Regions from separate parts of the Homo sapiens genome. Here region 2 is linked to region 1. The links are chromatin loops, found by intact Hi-C in ENCODE. Cell type or tissue: MCF 10A. All regions are shown on one strand. Links, peaks and the distances in the headings refer to the core of each region. The heading gives the core; the rest is flanking DNA.

The links. Peaks named below come from ENCODE experiments on the same cell type or tissue, not always from the same donor. Only the 100,000 strongest peaks of a DNase experiment are listed, where the experiment ranks them.
Region 2: a loop joins it to region 1, with 6 times the contacts of the local background. A loop is called at or near these places in 22 of 110 quality-filtered maps.

What each region holds. Positions count from the first base shown.
Region 1 is chr18:45,970,695-45,977,060 of GRCh38, forward strand. No RefSeq gene overlaps it. Among named protein-coding and RNA genes, the nearest start is that of EPG5, 6.5 kb to the left of the region's middle. In MCF 10A, for the core only: a CTCF peak has its summit at 3,578 (motif pointing left); a DNase peak (open chromatin) is centred at 3,577.
Region 2 is chr18:45,917,693-45,923,375 of GRCh38, forward strand. It overlaps EPG5 (ectopic P-granules 5 autophagy tethering factor), which reads right to left. Exons shown (of 44, transcript NM_020964.3): 15 at 5,576-5,683; 16 at 4,649-4,908; 17 at 1-127. Among named protein-coding and RNA genes, the nearest start is that of EPG5, 47 kb to the right of the region's middle. In MCF 10A, for the core only: no CTCF peak of the experiment used is centred there; a DNase peak (open chromatin) is centred at 2,889.

The sequences.
Region 1 (6,366 bases), core at 567-5,566:
AAATATGTATTTTACTACCTGATTTTAGATTACATATATTTTAGTTAAAAATAAGATAATTTTATACGGCTTACATAATCATGGAATATCTCTGAGAAATTAAGATCTATCATATTTATAAACTGAATTTGTGGCTGGGTGCAGTGGCTCATGCCTGTAATCCCAACACTTTGGGAAGCCAAGGCGGGCAGATCACGAGGTCAAGAGATCGAGACCATCCTGGCCAACATGGTGAAACCCCGTCTCTACTAAAAATACAAAAATTGGCTGGGTGCACACCTGTAGTCACAGCTACCCGGGAGGCTGAGGCGGGAGAATCGCTTGAATCTAGGAGGCGGAGGCTGCAGTGAGCCGAGATCATGCCACTGCACTCCAGCCTGGCAACAGAGTGAGACTCCGTCTCAAAAAAAAAAAAAAAAAAAAAAATTTGTTAGACCTTAGTAGGATGGTTTAAGTAGTTAGAATGGTTGGTTGGTCAGTTCAGGCAACATTAAAAAAATTAATATTTTGAATTTAATACTGTAGTATAAAACATTTGAAGGAATTTAAGTGATGATGGGACCAATTGTTTAAGGGACTTTGGTCTGTTGAATGTGAGTGGATGAATTGTTAAGGTTCCCCCTTGAACATGACTATGAAACTCTATTAGATTTATAAAAATAATGTTGAGGTATGTATAAAGATAACTTGAAGACTTAACAAAAACTGGGCCGGGCATGGTGGCTCACGCCTATAATCCCAGCACTTTGGGAGGCCGACGTGGGTGGCTCACCTGAGGACAGGAGTTCGAGACCAGTCTGCCCAACATGGTAAAACCCTGTCCCTACTAAAAATACAGAAATTAGCCGGGCATGTAATCCCGTACTACTTGTAATTACAAGTACCTGCCTGTAATCCCAGCTACTCAGGAGGCTGGGACACAAGAACCACTTGAACCTGGGAAGCGGAGGTTGCAGTGAGCTGAGATTGCACCACTGCACTCCAGCCTGGGCAACAGAGCAAGACCCTGTCTCAAAAAAAAAAAAAAAAAAAAAAGGTCGAGCATGGGGGCTTACGCCCATAATCTCAACACTTTGGGAGGTCGAGGTAGGTGTATCACGAGGTCAGGAGATGGAGACCATCCTGGCCAACATGGTAAAATCCCGTCTCTACTAAAAATACAAAAATTAGCCCAGTGTGGTGGCGTGCACCTGTAATCCCAGCTACTCAGGACGCTGAGGCAGGAGAATCGCTTGAATCCGGGAGGCGGAGGTTGCAGTGAGCCGAGATTGCGCCACTGCACTCCAGCCTGTGAGACTCTGTCTCAAAAAAAAAAAAAGACTTAACAAAAACTAAATTTTAGAATGTGTATGGGTTTAATAAATTAAGATTAATTTTTAAATAATTTAAAATACTAATTTCAGCTAGCAAAATAACAACAAATGTCTTCTCTATGCATAAGTACTATTTGCAGAGATTCTAAGAAATTCATCTTGACAGCAAGCAGTGTTCATCACTGGCATAATAATCAGAGAAGGGTTTGCTACTCTGGGCTGTAATAATTATCACCAACATTTCCTGAGCTCTTACTCTCTGCTGGGCCCTGTTCTGAGTACTTTTCATGTGTTAACTCATTTGATTCTTCCAACAACCCCGCGATGTTGAGGATTTCATTGCTTTCATTTTATAAAAAGAGAATTAAGACTCAGAGAGATTGAATTATTTGCCTAAGGTCACACAGCTTATGTAAGTGGTGGAGCTGGGATTTGAACGAAGGCAGTTATACAATATAAACAGACTTTGAAGAGGAAGCCAGGTTTACTGTCTCCATGTTTGCAATATTTAATACTTATACACTGGGGCCAAGATGACTATCAGAAATATTTCATTTAAAAGATACTGTATTAATCATAATAGTCACAGTGTTGACTGCTGGATGTCAAGGTTATATTTTTTTCTTCAAAAATTTCTATAATAGTTTTAAATTATAATATTTCTTTTGGTTGTTGTTGTTGTTGTTTTTATTTTATTTTATTTTTGAGACAGAGTCTCACTGCAATGCCCAGGCTGGAGTGCAATGGCATGATCTTGATCTTGGCTCACTGCAACTCCCCCTTCCCAGGTTCAAGCGATTCTCCTGCCTCAGCCTCCTGAGTAGCTGGGACTACAAGCATGCACCACCACACCCAGCTAATTTTTGTATTAAATTATATTTCTAAATGCAACTGCAAACAATATAGAAGTACCTATGATAGTAAGTTAATACTCCTTTCCCCAGAGTTAACATTAACAGTTCAGTATACATCCTTAAAGACTTTGCTCTACTCACATACAAAATCACACTCTTAAATACTCCATGCCTATGTGTAGATTGCGACCTTTTAATTAATGAATCCTAGCGCTATTTCCTTGTAAAAACAGATACCTCTACCTCATTTTTCCTTCAATTAATAAAATATTTCATAAACTTATTTAAACTTATTTAAAACTTATTTAAACAGACTTTTGATGGCCATTGTGTTGTTTTCAATGTTTCACTATTAAAACCAGTGCTGGTGGGCGCAGTGGCTCATGCCTGTAATCCTAGCACTTTGGGAGGCCAAGGACGGTGGATCATGAGGTCAGGAGATGGAGACCATCCTGACTAACACGGTGAAACCCCGTCTCTACTAAAAATACAAAAATATAGCCGGGCGTGGTGGTACGCACCTGTAGTCCCAGCTACTCGGGAGGCTGTGACGGAAGAATTGCTTGAACCCAGGAGGTGGAGGTTGCAGTGAGCCAAGATCACGCCACTGCATTCCAGCCTGTGCGACAGAGACTCCATCTCAAAAAAAAAAAACACACCCACACAAAAAAAATCAGTGCTTATACATGACCACTCATATATTTTTATGCATGTTTATTTCTGTAAAATCAATTCCTAGATGTACAATTTTGATCATAGAGGCATTCTCATTTTTAATTTTGATAAATATTTACCAGATTTCCTCCTAATAGGCTGTATTAATTTTCACTGCGGCTTTAAGAATTTAAAATACTTTTTAATCTCATGATTAAAATCCTGGTCAATTAAAAACAAGAACAAGGCGGCCAGGGGTGGTGGGTCACCCCTGTAATCCCAGCACTTTGGGAGGTTGAGGCTGGTGGATCACCTGAGGTCAGGAGTTCGAGACCAGCGTGACCAACATGGAGAAACCCTATCCCTACTAAAAATACAAAATTAGGCAGACATGATGGCACATGCCTGTAATCCCAGCTACTCGGGAGGCTGAGGCAGGAGAATCACTTGAACCCGGGAGGCAGAGGTTGTGGTGACCCGAGATCGAGCCATTGCACTCCAGCCTGGGTGACAAGAGTGAAACTGTTCATCTCAAAAAAAAAAAAAAAAAACCAGCATTCATAAAAAGACTGTAACTCATATATTATGTTATGGCATTCCATAACATAATATGACTATGATGCATAAGTCAGCCAGCATCTGGAAAAGAGTAAAAGCAAGGTTCAGTGAAAGCTGCTGAACTCTAGAAGGTACGCTGGGTTGACCTTTCTTAAATCTCCTTCCAAAATTCCATTCCAGAGTCTCTGTTGCCATCTGGTGGCAATGCCTGCTTGGTGAAACCTCTTACATATGATTTCCGAGAAGTCATTCATGATACAGATAGTTACTTTCTGTACATCATAACAGCACAAGGCGTTATTTCATCATTCTTCATTACTAAATGCATTTTTTAAAATTGCGAAAGAATCAGGTTGCTTCTACATTATTTCAGTTTCTTGAGACAATTAGCTCCCAGAGCAAGTACGTACCAAAAATGTACAACCTATGTTTTTCTAACAAACTGTCTTCCATAGGTGGGCTCTTTTCCATTAACAGACTTTTGCTTCCATAGGCAGCAAAGCATATAAACTTTGTCCTTTTTTTCCTCTTATAATCTCCAAACATTAAATGAGTCATACAAGTACAGTTGACCCTTCAACACTGCAGGAGTTAGGGTCACTAATCCTCCACACAGTTGAAATCTGCATATAAATTTTGACTCCTCCAAAATTTTATTTTATTTTATTTTATTTTACTTTATTTTATTTTTGAGATGGATTTTCACTCTTGTTGGCCAGGCAATCTCGTGCAATGGCACGATCTCGGCTCACTGCAACCTCCCCGCTTCCCGGGTTCAAGCGATTCTCCTGTCTCAGCCTCCTAAGTAGCTGGGATTACAGGCATGTGCCACCACGCCCGGCTAATTTTTTTTTTTTTTTTTTTTTTTTTTTTTTTTTTTTTGAGGGGGAGTCTCGCTCTGTCACCCAGGCTGGAGTGCAGTGGTGCCATCTCGGCTCACTGCAAGCTCCGCCTCCCGGGTTCACGCCATTCTCCTGCCTCAGCCTTCTGAGTAGCTGGGACTACAGGCACCTGCTACCACACCCGGCTAATTTTTTTTTTTTTTTTTTAATGGAGACGGGGTTTCACTGCGTTAGCCAGGATGGTCTTTATCTCCTGACCTCATGATCCACCCGCCTCGGCCTCCCAAAGTGCTGGGATTACAGGCGTGAGCTACCGCGCCCAGCCCTAATTTTGTATTTTTAATAGAGACAGGGTTTCATCACGTTGGTCGGCTGGTCTTGAACTCCTGACCTCAGGTGATCCACCCGCCTTAGCCTCCCAAAGTGTTGGGATTACAGATGAGAACCAGATATTTAAGGCCATGAAATTTAAATGTATTTGGCACTTAAATGGAAATTTCTGGCAATAGCTGTCCCTTCAACCTAAAACAAAACTATACTAAAAGACAGACAACAAAAATATAAGCCAGGGCTGGGCGCGGTGGCTCACGCCTGTAATCTCAGCACTTTGGGAGGCTGAGGCAGGTGGATCACCTGAGGTCAGGAGTTCGAGACCAGCCTGGCCAATATGGTGAAACCCCATCTCTACTAAAAATACAAAAATTAGCCGGGCATGGTGGCAGGTGCCTGTAATCCCAGCTACTCGGGAGGCTAAGGCAGGAGAATCGCTTGAACCCCAGAGGTGGAGGTTGCAGTGAGCTCAGATCACGCCAAAAAGAATTCTAGCCCCTCTCATCTTGACTTGGTGGCTAGTGCCCTTTTATTTGTTTTATGAGAACAATTTAGCCTTTTGGGAAGGGCTGTTATATAAACTATCACTAAATTCCTTCCCAAAGCTAGTTTGGCCTATGCCCAGGAATGAACAAGGACAGTTTAGAGGTTAGAAGCAAGATAGGGTCAGTTAGGTCTGATATCTTTCACTGTCATAATCTTCTCAGTTAATATTTTTGCAAAGGCGGTCTCAGTCAGGGTGAAATGAAATGGTGATAACATCTGTGCTGCACCATAAAAAAGAACGAGATCATGTCCCTTCTGGGAACATGGATGGAGCTGGAGGCCATTATCTTTAGCAAACTAATGCAGGAACAGAAATCCAAATACCACATGTTCTCCCTTATAAGTGGGAGCTTAGTGATGAGAATACATGGACACAAAGAGGAGAACAGACACTGGGATCTGTTTGAGGGTGGAGGGTGGAAGAAGGGAGAGGATCAGAAAAGATAACTATTGGGGCCATGCGCGGTGGCTCACACCTGTAATCCCAGCACTTTGGGAGGTTGAGGGCTGGAGGATTGTTTAAGCCCAGAAGTCCAAGACCAGCCTGGGCAACATGACGAAACCCCGTCTCTAAAAAAACACAAAAATTAGCCAGGAGTAGTGGCACATGCCTATAGTCCCAGCTACTCAGGATGCTGAGGTGGGAGGATCACTTGAGCCTGTGAGGTGGAGGTTCGGTGAACCGAGATCATGCCACTGCACCCCAGCCTAGGCAACAGAACAAGACTCTGTCTCAAAAAATAACTATTGGATACTAAGCTTAGTACCTGGGTGATGAAATAATCTGTACAACAAACCCCTGTGATACCAGTTACCAATATTGAAATGCTTCATTCTCTTTCACCCATTCATGAGAAATAATTATTTCTCCCTTGAACCTCACAGGTCTTTGTAAATGCCTCTATTACCACATTGCATTTCAATTATGTTCATATGTAATGCAAGCCATTAGAATGCCAAACCCTTGTGGTTCAGTCTTGATGTGATGTCATGATTAAAGAGGCACAGGCAGACCAAAAAAAAAAAAAAAAAAAAAACTATGCTGCAGAATCACAGTTACTGAGGCCTCACTCGTGGTGAATTTGGGTGAAACAGGTGGAAGAGCTCATGCAACATTACTAACACTTGAAAGATATGGGGCAAAGGTAATTCTAAGGACTATCAAGTAGGTTGGTTTTTATCAACTGCTGTTGACACACTGCAGAAAATCACAAGCTTGGGTCACTTAGGGAATAGTGGGAAAGCCAGAAAGCCCTTATGGCATCATTT
Region 2 (5,683 bases), core at 684-5,683, 53 kb before region 1:
AAGGTAATACTGGCAAGGGTAAAATAAAGGCAGAATCTTATCCAGGACATGAACCACTGTTCTCAAATGTCTTGACTGGACCAGAATTCCCAATAGTGGGATGCCTTCTGCACAGAACTTCTCAATGCTATGGAAAAAGAGAAAGGCACTGAATACACAAGGGAGCTGGTTCATAAAATTCTGTTCTTCCAATGAGTTATGAGCCTTCAATACCTTGGGTTATCTCAGGTCTCCAACACATGTTTTATACCCAATCTTCACACAGAAATACTAAACCCAGAATTCTAGAATTGCAAAGAAACTTAAAAGTTAATCTTTATTTTCATTGTATGGATGAGGAAGGTGAAGTATCATGCCCAAATTCACATAATTTCCTAGAGTAAGGTCAAAATGAGAACGCCAGTTTGCAAATTTCTAATCCAGAGTGCTCTCTACTACCATATTTTATTTCTCAAAAAGAGCTTCTCCTAAGAGCCGTAGGGACTCTCCTTGTCTGGATATTCCCACAAGGTATCACAGCAAAGAGGAGACTCAAAAGTGACCTCAATCTGTCAGTACAGGTTGACTATCCCTTAACTGAAATGCTTGAGACCAAGTATTTTAGATTTTGGAACACTCGTATCATACTTAAAAGCTGAGCATCCCTAATCCAAAAGTCCCAAATCCAAAATGCCCCAATGAACATTTCCTTTGAGTGCAATGTCAGAACTCAAAGTTTCAGATTTTGGAGCATTTCAAAGTTTAGATTTTCAGATTAGGGATACTCAACCTGCATAAACTGCAAAATTCTGCTAAAACCAATTTGGCATAAAAGTTTTATTCTCTGCCTCACTTCAAAGAATCTATCCTTAAAAAATAATCTCAAATACGGAAAAAAATATAAAATATGATCCATATAAAGAGGCGCTTTTCAGGTTTATTTTTAACTCTAAAACTGAGAGGTTGAAAATGACTTAAGGCAATTTTAGAAAAATCCTTTCAATTGGAAATATTATTGTATCATTTTAAAATAATACACATGATGACCAAAGGCAATGTGGAAAAACACTTCTGCTATAAAGATACTAGGGAATAAGACATAAAATTTTATACTCATGATCATAACTACTAGTAAAGAAAAGTTATTTGTGGAGGCGAATACAGGGACAATGTCACAACAAAAGAGTCATTGTACAAGAGTGGCAGAAGTGAGTGGCTTTTTCTCCACTTTCCTAATTCTGCAGTTTGGTTATACTGCTTTAATTCTGGGGGAGAAAATCATTTCAAAAAATAAAGTAATTGTGCAAAGGTTATGCCACAAGGAAGCTACTTACAATTGTAAAGTGAAAAACTAAGGATATAAAATTATACATACATCTTTAAAAAGATCAAAGGAAAAATGATGGATGAAAATAAACAGAAAAAAAATCAATGATTTTATGATGGGAAATATTCTGGGTGATTTTCTGACTTCTCTACAATGTCTGTAATATTATATTCACAAACAACTTATGTCCCTGCCTACTCCACCCATACCTAAGATTGTTTTAAGTTACTTCTATATTCCAGTACACCTAATCCCAAATGCCCACCATGGAGTTTTACACTAGAGATCAGCCCTGAGAGGAAATGCTCATTCTCACTCTCACTCCCATTCAGGATTCAGTGATCAGCACAAATCAAAAGTTATCTCTAGAGAGAGCCCACAGCAGTATCAGTGAATAAAGGGCTATGGTCCCAGAATGGATACAAGAAATTCGAGAAATCATAAAACACTTAAGTTCAGATAACTGCACTCAAGAGAATCACGTCAGACACTGTTCTAGGCATGTTACATGTGTGGTTTTTTTTTTTTTTTTGAGACAGAGTCTCGCTCTGTCGCCCAGGCTGGAGTGCAGTGGCGCAATCTCGGCTCACTGCAAGCTCCGCCTCCCAGGTTCACGCCATTCTCCTGCCTCAGCCTCCCGAGTAGCTGGGACTACAGGCGCCCGCCACCACGCCCGGCTAATTTTTTGTATTTTTAGTAGAGACGGGGTTTCACCGTGTTAGCCAGGATGGTCTCGATCTCCTGACCTCGTGATCCGCCCGCCTCGGCCTCCCAAAGTGCTGGGATTACAGGCGTGAGCCACTGCACCCGGCCTACATGTGCTCTGACTCACTTAAGCCTCATAAAGTAAGTTTGGTGTTATTAGTACTCCCATTTTAGAGATGGGAAACCTGAAGTACAGGAAGCCGTTAATAACACTAGAGCTACTGGAAACAATATAAAGAGTATGTTCCTAAGGACCCTTATCAGGTCTCCTCTTTTCTAAATCAATTCTACCTTCTTTTACTTAGCTTTCAAATCTCTCCATAATTTGGCCCAACCAAACACCTGATCACCTCCATTCTCCAACATGAATCACAGGCGTCAGTGAGAAGTGTTTCCTCATCATTTCCCTTCCTCTCCCCTTACCCACTCAGACACCTGAGGCTCCTTTCCACATTCATTCAACCCACCAGCATTTGTTGAATACCTACTAAGTATAAGATCTAGAGATACACAATTGAACAGGACAATGTCCCTACCTTCATAGAGCAAACAGTCAATGAGGAGCAGGGGAGATTACAATGACAATAAAACACAGTGAGTGTGCTGTTCAGAATGTACAGGGGCTGCAGGTGGCAGGAGATGGCCCTTGAAGTAACTGTGGGCACTAAGTAACTGTAAGAGGAACACAACATCACTCTGCTCATCAGCCTAGGATGTTGTCTTAGTCCATGTTGCACTGCTATAAAGGAATACCTGAGACTGGGCAATTAATAAAGAAAAAAAGGCTTATTTGAGTCATAATTCTGCCGGCTGGAAGACTGGGCATCTGGTGAGAGCCTCAGGCTGCGTCCACACATGGCAGAAGGCCAACGGGAGCTGGCAGGTTCAGAGATCACATGGTGAGACAGGAAGTGAGGAGGAGGCGGGGTGCCAGGCTCTTCTTAACAACCAATTCTCATGGGAACTAAGAGACAAGAACTCATTCATTACTGAGAGGATGGCACTAAGACATTCATGAGGGATCAGCCCACATGACCCAAACACCTCCCATTAGGTTCCATCTCCAACACTGGGGATCAAATGTCAACATGAGGTTTAGGGGGACAAACATCCAAACTGCGACAGATGTCTTGTCTAATTTAAGACTCCTTTCCAAAAGTCAGCTCTTCCATGAAGGTATCCCACCATACTGATCTCTCCTTCCTTTACATTCTTTCTGCTCAGCTTCTAAGTAGTTCTCAATCCAGGGTGTACATTAGAGATACTTAGAGAACTGGCCCCCAGCCCACTTAGGCCAGGATTCTCACCCTTTTCCCTGCACTGGGATTTTTAAAAGGCTCCAAAAGTGAATCTAAAGAACAGCAGAAGTTGAGAACCACTGCTTTCCACACATCATCCAGCCTGCAATTATATTCTATAGTACTGCCGATTTATTTATGCCTATCATCTCAACAAAACTGTCAACAACCCAAGGAAAGCTATCAAACAATTCTTTATCTCTCCTACTTCATAGCACAACGCTGAAGACTACAGCTGATTGCAACTGGTATCCCACTGAAATTACACTTACTGTGGAACAAGATGTTGAAATGAGGATGCTAAAAAGTGTTACAGTGAGTCTAAAACATAAGAATCAGAAAGCAGAGGTCAAAGAGTGTGAAGACAAATAAATAGACTAGAAAAAAATTAATGCATAAGAAAAGAATCTTTAAAGAGAAGGATGTTTAATCAACTGAGAAGTCATTCATGCATTCAATTATTTACTGCACCAGATATAGTCTTCATCACTAGTGATAAAATGGTAACACAAGACAAATGCCATTCCTGGGCACTTCTCTCATAGAAGTTATATATAACTGAATCTCTGAGAAAATTGAACAGATTAACTATGATATAGTGTGATAAATGCTCCAGTAGAAGACATACAGACAGCTATGGGCTCATATCAGAGAGGCATCTGACCTAGTCAGGCATTTCATTCTTCTAGACAGTTAAGGGGACCTCTAGTTAAGAAAACCAAACACCACATGTTCTCACTCATAGGTGGAAATTGAACAATGAGAACACCTGGACATAGAGCAGGGAACATCACACACCAGGGCCTGTCATGGGGTGGGGGGCTGGGTGAGGGATAGCATTAGGAGAAATACCTAATGTAAATGATGAGTTAATGACTGCAGCAAACCAACATGGCACATGTATATGTATGTAGCAAACCTGCACGTTGTGCACATGTACCCTAGAACTTAAAGTAAAATTTAAAAAAAAAAAAAAAAAAGCCTGAGTTGGGCTACGATCAATTTTTCAAAAATTTTACTACAGGTGATCAATTATTTTTATTTGATCACAATTCTGAGGAAGACAGTACGAATCTACTGCTGACACGAACATTCCACTCCAGGAGACAAGCAGAACTCTCTTCATAAAGTAACATTTAGGTGACTTGCTTGTACAAATCTGAAGTATGTGAATTTGGGCAGCATCTCCCCTTGATAAGCTGTTAATCAAGGATTATTATTTGGCCCAATTGCTCCGCAATAGGTTTGACAGAGGCCTCAGAACTTGGGATATGAAACATAAAATTCTAGAACTATCTGCAAGGTTCAGTAACCCTAGTGGTTCAGCCCAACACTGTACCTGTGGCCCACAGCTGTCATAGATAAGGCTAGATAACAGCCAATGGGCATGCCCGCTTTCACAGCCTTCAAGAGAGGATGAAACGTGGGTGACTCTGTCATGTCAGGCACAGTGACGGAGAAGGGAACAGCTGGACAATTCGGCTGTATTCCATAATCGTTTTTGTGCAGTTTTAGCCTCAAGATTAAATTCCAGGCCCATTGGTTAAATGAGGTCTCGGGTGTCTCTCCATATCGAACAATACTGGCCAAATATGAAACCTAAAACAATTATTTATTTTGAGCCACATTAGTCACACACAAATTAAATCAGTAAGCTCATACACTCATCTCCTTTTGTGACCAACAATGCCCTCAACGCAGAGGAATATTCTACTTGCTGGTCTCCAATTAATGTTCACTGCACTACATCAAAGCAATTTTTCACTCGCAACTTGCGCTTACTTGCTAGTCACTTTGTGAACCTGATCTTAGCTCATGTAAAAGAAAAGTGACATAAAAGTTGATACTCAATGAATAGTGTGCCGATAAATAAGTTTAACCATCAGGACGGAGGTCTCATATATAGCGCTTGTCAATTTTGGTGGTGTAAAAATTCCCACCATGGTCAATTTTAAGCTACCAATGGTTTAATAACCTGGCTTGCAAAGTTTCTAAAAATTTAAGTCAGTTCTCCAGAGCCAGTACAACCAAGCTCTAACACACCACTGCAGTTCAATTCAAATTCTGTAATATTAGAATAGTTATATACAGGCTATTTCTTAAAGAAGAATCTTTATCAAACCATAGAAGTCAATTATAACATCTTAAATTGCTAGAAATGTTCTTAGGATACCTAATGGTCAATAGTATAAGTCTATCATCTTTATTTCTAAATGTCTTGGGAAGATAAAGATTCATGTTTCCAAATCAGAAGAGAAGGAAATACCTGCTTCATACTTTCAGAGAGAATCCCAGCATATGGCTTCTGTGCAAGGTACTTCTGATAAGCTTCAAGAACCATTAAAGCCACTTCAGCATGGACTGCTTGATCCAG